Regions from separate parts of the Homo sapiens genome. Here regions 2 and 3 are each linked to region 1. The links are chromatin loops, found by intact Hi-C in ENCODE. Cell type or tissue: endothelial cell of umbilical vein. All regions are shown on one strand.

Region 1 (2,500 bases):
GATTTTCCTGCCTCAGCCTCCAAGTAGTTGGGACTACAGGCACCCGCCACCATGCCTGGATAATTTGTGTATATTTGGTAGAGATGGGGTTTCATCATGTTGGCCATGCTGGTCTTGAACTCCTGACCTCAGGTGATCGGCCCACCTTGGCCTCCCAAAGTGCTAGGATTACAGGCTTGAGCCACCGCACCTGGCCGATGTGGAATATTTTTCTAAAGCAGCCTATTTGATTCTTTTTGAAAGGCCCTTCTCAGTTTCCCCAGCCTGATACGGGCTCGGCTGTAAAGATGGGACAGAATCTGTGTCATGTCTCAGGAGTGAGGAAAAGAAAATGTTATTCTGTCACATTCAGAACAGTTCTACAAGGTGGACACAGACTGGGCCAGAGGTAGACAACTGGTAAAGAGCCAGCCAAGATGAAAATTGGGATATACCCGATGTCAAATTTCAAATATTGGGCATTTTTCACTAGACCATGCTGCCTCTCACATTCCTTTCTAAAAGAAACTGGTTGCAAACGGCCAGGTGCAGTGGCTCACGCCTGTAATCCCAGCACTTTGGGAGGCCAAGGTAGGCAGATCACGAGGTCAGGAGATGGAGACCATCCTGGCTAACATGGTGAAACCCCGTCTCTATTAAAAATACAAAAAATTAGCTGGGTATGGAGGTACGAACCTGCTGTAGTCCCAGCTACTTGGGAGGCTGAGGCAGGAGAATCACTTGAAGCCGGGAGGTGGAGGTTGCAGCGACCTGAGATCATGCCACTGCACTCCAGCCTGGGAGACAGAGTGAGACTCCATCTCAAAAAAAAAAAAAAAAAAAGTGGTTGCAATGGAAGAAGGCAAAGGTCTCTTTATGCTCTGGCATTGTGGAATTCCACACAGAGGTTTGCAAAAGCAGAAGCAGTGTCTTTCTGCTGTCAAGATCTTTTCCATGACTGAATTAAGCAAAATGACGTGTCTTAATACTCAAAAGGAGCAGAGAAAAGAGTTCTGGCTGGGTGTTTCCTGCTCTTTAGATAGAGTTTGCTTCCTGGCCTTGAGTTAAGGAAGCTGACTCGTTTTTATTTCTAGAGCCTTCTGGCTCCCCTCCAGGCCTAAGCATTTGCCTCAATTTTTCCCTAACAGTTTGGACCTGGTTATAGGCTGAATAATGGCCCTGCACATGTGTCCACCTTCTGTCCTAATCTCCCAAGTCTATGACTGTTATCTTCTATGGCAAAAGGGATTTTTGCAGGGGTGATTAAGTATTTTGAGATGAGGAGATTATCCTGGGTTAGCCAGGTTTGCCCAATATAATCACAAGGGTCTTTAGAGAGAGAGGCAGGAACACCAGCATCAGATCTTTCTGCCTCCGTCTTCTCTTTAGGGCCAAGCCCATATCAAGCTGGGGAAACCGTGAAGGGCCTTTTACAAAGAATCGAACAGGCTGCTTTAGAAAACTACTCCACATGCCTTCTGTTTAATGCTCACAATCTGATTATGTTGTAGCTGCTTGGTGCTGCGGTGTGCCCTATCCTGGCTGCATTTCTTCATTCCCTCCCCTGCCCACATACATCCACAGCCCCAGTCGGCTGTATCCATGAAGAGCTGAATGGAACAGGATGACTGGCAGCCCACGCCAAAGGCCAAGAGATGTGAAGGTAGAAGCAAGAAGTTAGAATGACCTGAGGAAGAGGTCACAAGCCCAGGAATGCCAGCAGCCACTAAAAGCTGAAAAAAGGCAAGGAAATGAGTTTTCCTCTGAAGCTGCCAGAAGGAACAAGCCCAGCCAATGCCTTGACCCTAGCCCAGTAAAATTGATTTTGAACTTCCGACTTCCAGAACTGTGAGAGAATACATTTACGTTGTTTTAAGCCACAAATATGTGGCAATTTGTTACAGCAGCAATGGGAAACTAACACAGATTCTAATCTCTTTTCTTACTCCCATCCCAGGTTGCCCTGGGGTTAATTCATGATTAAAGATCCTCCAGCTTTGTTCTCTATACTTTCTCTTGTCTTCTTGAGTCTGATCTCCTTCTTGCTCTCCAAGTGCTTCCCCCACTGCACATCAACAAGAACATTTCTGCTTCTTACCTGTCTCTGTCCCCTGCTCTAACCCATGAGGAGTCAGAAGCAGTCTAGTGGGGGCCAGGCAGGGGAGGGAGGTGAGGAAGCTAGGAAGGTTAGAGAAGAGAGAAGAAGCCAACATTCCCCACTTTAAGCTTTTGGGGTTGGGAGTCAGAAGAAGCTTTATCTTAAAACAAGGTTTAGAGGTTTGATTTTACCTTGGGCTGGATATTTTTAAGACTGCAGTGAGAATGTTTTGGGGACTTAAGGCGAATGAAAACGTTTTGATTTTTTGGGAGGAACTAGAACATTCATGCTACTTGTTATGGATTTAGTCCAAGGCACAGAGAAGGACTAGCCCCATAGTGCAGGTTTGAGTGTATGGAGATGAGAAAGAACACAGCACTTTTCTGATTACAGTTTGTGAATTCAGCTTGTTCAGTAAACCAG
Region 2 (2,500 bases), 100 kb before region 1:
TAGGATGGGAGGAGGTGGGAGGACCAGGGTGGGACGATCACAGTGGGAGGATCAGGGTGGGAGGAGTAAAGAGAGCAGGGCATGAGGTGAAGAACCAGAGGAGCCAGGAGTACAGAAAAACTGAAGGTCATGAATAAATAAAGATATTTGCAGGAAAAGGCCATGGGAGGACCTTGGGAGGAAATAAGAGGTGTGAATTGGAGACAAGATGAGGAAGAATATTCTGGGCTCACCTCCTGATTGCTCATCTCCCCATAAGGCTTGTCCCCAAAGCTCAGCACCTCCCACATCACAATCCCAAAGCTCCACACATCGCTGGCTGTGGTGAAGATCCGATGGGCAATGGCTTCAGGGGCTGTCCAACGGATAGGGATCTTTCCTCCCTAAGAAGGCACATGGGTCAGGGACGGAAAGTTATGGTGTCCACCTGAGCACGAGTCTTTCTGCTTCTTTTATTGTATTTTTATTTTATTTTTTTTGAGACAAAGTCTCGCTCTGTTGCTAGGCTGCAGTGCAGTGGCGCAATCTCGGCTCACTGCAACCTCCACCTCCCAGGTTCAAGCGATTCTCCTGCCTCAGCCTCCTGAGTAGCTGGGACTACAGGCGCCTGCCACCATGCCCAGCTAATTTTTTGTATTTTTAGTAGAGACGGGGTTTCACCATGTTCGCCAGGCTGGTCTCGATCTCCTGACCTTGTGATCCACCTGCCTCGGCCTCCCAAAGTGCTGGGATTACAGGTGTGAGCCACCGTGCCTGGCCAAGTCTTTGTGCCTATATACATGTGACTGTATGAATGGCATGTTACGGGGCAATGTGAATGTGCACTGGGTTTGTACCGGCCTCTAACCTGGGTTTCGTATGTGCCATCAAAGTCATCCAGGAGGCGAGTCAGGCCAAAGTCAGACACCTTGCAGCACAGGTTTTGATTCACCAAGATGTTTCTGGCAGCCAGGTCCCGGTGGACATAATTGTGATTACTGAGGTAGTTCATGCCAGATGCTATGCCCTGCAGCATGGCCACTAGCTGCCCAGGGACCAGCTGGTCCTCCCGCTCCTGCAGCAGGGTGAGTGGGTGAGTCAGGGGATGGGCCAGGTCTCCTCCCAGTGCCCAGGGTACCATGGTGCATCCCCCTCCCCAGCTAGTCCTCTGCCCTCCTCACCCTCAGGAAGGCATCCAGGGCTCCATTCTCCATAAATTCTGTGATGATCATGATCGGCTTTCCTGAGACACAGACACACATATCACACTCAGAACCGGGCTTCCTGCCCTTGGCCACACATCCTCCCTCCACTTCCAGTGGTTTCACCCCTCTTTCCTGCATTTCCCGCCCCCAGCTGAGGGAGACCACTCATCGTACGCTTTGTGACGACGCCTTCCAGATGCAGAATATGCGGGTGGCTAAACTGGCCCATGATAGTTGCCTCTCGAAGGAAGTTCCACCACTGGCCACCTGGGGATGTGTCTTTTAAGGTCTTAATGGCCACAGTCTTGCAGTCCTGGCTGGGGAGCCTCAGGGTCCCTCGATACACTTCCCCAAACTCTCCTGGGTAGAAAGAAAACAGGCTGTGGCCCGATGCACTGCAGGGCTCCTCCAGGGGACAGGCAGCAACCCCTCCAGTCCTCCGGCCCTTTTCTTTTCTGGAGAATCAGAAGCGTGGAGTGCCCTTCCTGGGACAGGGCGTGGGCTGTCCTTCCTGGGGAAGGTCAGAGTCTGGAGCTGGAGTGCAATGCCGTGACCTATTCACCACTGTCTCCCAGTGTTTGCACAGTTCTTGGCTCACAATAGGCGCTCGGCAACTGCAGGGTGAATGAACCCTGTGGAGCGGGACTGGGCCGTGCTCATGAAGAGCAAGCTAGTGCGGCACTAGTACCCAAGTGGCAGGGACGCTGGCTATGGCCGCCTCTCTTCTGTGAGCTCCTCTGGTCCCAGCTTGCCTGGCTCAGCTGCACAATTGGCAAGGACACCACCAAGCTTTGTTCTCCACTGAGATCCATTTCCTCTGGTGACCCAAGGGAACAGGGCAGCCCAAGGACACTGGGCCTCTGATGGGGTGGAATGCCAGGCTAGGGAGGGAATGAGTCCTACATTTGGGCATCATCACAGAACATCTGGACCCTCAGCACAGCAGCACCTCTGTGGATGAAAACAGTGTATTTAATGCCCTTTATCAGAAACTCCAAAACCACAGAAGCAAGTGTGTAGGAGACAGGGGTTGCTCCAGGGCACCTGATGAGGGGTTTTTAACAAGAACGCAATGGTTCAAAGAGGATACAGAGCAGAGCAGAGTGAGTACCTCTGGAAACTCTTGGACCAGAGAAGCCAGCTGGGCTGCCCAGGGAAGCGCTGGAAGGAAGGGGCCTGCTGGTGGCTCTGTGCTGCCCCACATGGCGGGGGGCCTGCTGCGGTGCACAGCAGGACTCACCTTCTCCTATGACAGTGTCCACCATCAGCCACGCTGGATCAAGCTCCCGGGTAAAGTCCAGGGCTCCCTGTGCAGG
Region 3 (2,500 bases), 66 kb before region 1:
AGCATTTGCTCACCTAATGTCCCTGTCTCAGTATAGTACCCTTGTCTCAACTGTGCTATAGATACATCCAGCTCAGTGATCCCATTTTATCCTTTCCAGACAATACTAGGGTGAGAGAGTGGTGGTTGCCCAGGTATACAAAGTGATTTGGGAATCTGAATCTTAAACTGACTTTTAACTAGTTTTTCTCTAGAGGAACCTGGTATGGCAAATCTTGGGTAAAAGTCGGTTCATTCTTGACTTTTCCTTCTGCTTGGATAGAATTCTGTTTTCTTAGGGCTGTTGTATCTTTGATCACTCTTCTATCTATTTTATTTGGATTTATGCCTTAATTTCAATTTTTTTTTTTTTTTTTTTTTTTTTTTTTTTTTTTGAGATGGAGTCTCTCTGTAGGCCAGGCTGGAATGCAGTGGCGTGATCTCGGCTCACTGCAACCTCCACCTCCCGGGTTCCGGTTCAAGCAATTCTCCTGCCTCAGCCTCCCGAGTAGCTAGGATTACAGGCACATGCCATCATGCCCAGCTGATTTTTTTTTGTATTTTTAGTAGAGACGGGATTTCACTATGTTGGCCAGGCTGGTCTTGAACACCTGACCTTGTGATCTGCCCGCCTTGCCCTCCCAAAGTGTTGGGATTACAGGGGTGAGCCACTGCACTTGGCCTCAAAAATCTTTCACAGTTAATTTAGAAGAGTTTTGGGGAGCAAAGGAAAGAAGGTGGGTTGATGCAATCTGTCCTTACCCCTCTTGTTGACTTTGGATCTATCTATGGTAGCGGTTTAAAATTTGTTTCTTGCAATGGAGTTCTTTCTTTGAAATAGTATGTAGAAGCTCAGTATATAAAATACATATAAGCAGGACTGCTGTGTTTGAAAAGGAAATGAGGGTTTATGGTTCTACTTTCTCAGTTCTCCTCTTACCCTTTCCCTACCATGAGAACTCCCTGGAAAGCATAATTTGTAAACCACTGATTTAGAAATTATCGAACATAACTTATCCCTCCAGTAGATGTTAGACATTGAGTGAAGTTCATGGCATTATGGGAAGAACGTTTGATTTATTCCTTTAGAGATTAATTTTATTGCTTCTAAATGCTCGAATGGAGCAAGGCAAAGAGAAAGATTCATTCTAAAGATCTTTTAGTTGAAATAGAATTGGACTCAACTTCCTTGCAGGCTAACTTTATAATTACAAAAATAACTATCAAATGCTATTTTTTATTTGAGAGGAAAGTCTGTAGATTTACCTGAATATTAAACGATATTCAACTGTACATTCACATTTTGATAATGGAAGATGTTAGAAATTCCCAAATTTACTTTCAGAAAGCTAAAATTCTCTATTATGCCGGATTGCTATTACAGCCAATGTTTATTCTAAATTACTTACTTAAATATAAGAGTCAGAGGAAGTCTTCAGGGTGAGAAAAAATATTTAGGGCTTATCTTGCAGGGAAATCATTATTAAATTTGTGCATAGTTTAGCTTAACATTTATGTGCAGTCTAGCCATTAAAAACATTGTTATTTCCTTTTTCCTCCACCTTTCCCTGGAGTGGGCCATCAGTTACCCGATAAAGCCATGGAAATACGTGGAAGTATTTATGCAATGCACGTCACTCAAAGGTTCAGTTGGGAATGGGCACCAAGATTGAGAAACCTGTCAAATGAAATGTATTTTTGTATGTCTCTAAGATGAACCAAGAATTCATTCTCTAAGAATTCAAGAATGTATTCTTGAATGTGATAAGAAAAAGAAAATAAAAACAAAAAACAAACGAATCAACAGAAACCAAAAAGCACTTTACTGGTGTAGAGGACTAACGTGAGGGAAGTGCCAGTAGCTCTTTGCAGAATCTTCCATTTTAATCCAGTCTTCTGCTGTTACCTGTTTACCATTACTACCATTTCACAGAAGACTCAGACTTCATCCTAAAAAACTATCTCCAGTCATGCTGCAGAAAATAATTCGTTAGCTTCAGCTGCAGGAATGAGACACCTTTAAAAAAGAGAAATGTGACCCAAACTTTTGTGAGAAACACCTTGTATTTTGATTGCTATTTCACATTCGAAGGACTCTTGAAAAACAGAAAAAACCTAAAACATCATCTTGCTTATGGTATCTTTTGGTGGCAGACTATGAATGGGACATGGGACCCCCATAAGATATATCTAGTGAAGCACTGAGAGATGGATAAACAGGTGCCTGCGGGAAAGGTACTCTTTCAGCCTTCTTATAGAAGAGTATTGAAACAGGAGAAAATGTTTACTTTCTAGAGCTATCAACTGTAGAAAGGAAAAGTCCTGGGGAAGACTTGTTCTGGCAAAGTGCACGCTTTGGCACCTCTGCAGAGAACATGAAGTTTGCCCGCAAACATTAGATGTCTACTTGGTTACACGTGACCGCAACAGGGCGTGTGTACCATGGCCTCAGCTCGCTTCTTGATGACATCATGAATCTGGGCTCCGGCCAAAGGATTTTGAGACGAGCCAAAATGCTGTGG

The links. Hi-C counts contacts between places; a loop is a spot of excess contacts. Peaks named below come from ENCODE experiments on the same cell type or tissue, not always from the same donor. Only the 100,000 strongest peaks of a DNase experiment are listed, where the experiment ranks them.
Region 2: it touches region 1 in a loop (4-fold over the local background); 3 of 110 quality-filtered maps call a loop at or near these places.
Region 3: a loop joins it to region 1, with 2.5 times the contacts of the local background. A loop is called at or near these places in 3 of 110 quality-filtered maps.

What each region holds. Positions count from the first base shown.
Region 1 is chr7:143,498,412-143,500,911 of GRCh38, forward strand. All of the region lies in intron 2 of EPHA1-AS1 (EPHA1 antisense RNA 1), which reads left to right. Among named protein-coding and RNA genes, the nearest start is that of TAS2R41, 22 kb to the left of the region's middle. In endothelial cell of umbilical vein, no CTCF peak of the experiment used is centred here; DNase peaks (open chromatin) are centred at 1,030 and 1,750; H3K27ac peaks cover 2,457 bases.
Region 2 is chr7:143,393,961-143,396,460 of GRCh38, forward strand. EPHA1 (EPH receptor A1) reads right to left here. Exons shown (of 18, transcript NM_005232.5): 11 at 2,425-2,500; 12 at 1,359-1,544; 13 at 1,161-1,222; 14 at 848-1,054; 15 at 234-383. Among named protein-coding and RNA genes, the nearest start is that of MIR6892, 13 kb to the left of the region's middle. RefSeq lists an enhancer at 1,548-2,258 and a silencer at 2,196-2,490. In endothelial cell of umbilical vein, a CTCF peak has its summit at 1,431; a DNase peak (open chromatin) is centred at 1,411.
Region 3 is chr7:143,432,454-143,434,953 of GRCh38, forward strand. All of the region lies in intron 2 of EPHA1-AS1 (EPHA1 antisense RNA 1), which reads left to right. Among named protein-coding and RNA genes, the nearest start is that of TAS2R60, 9.7 kb to the right of the region's middle. In endothelial cell of umbilical vein, no CTCF peak of the experiment used is centred here; a DNase peak (open chromatin) is centred at 1,538.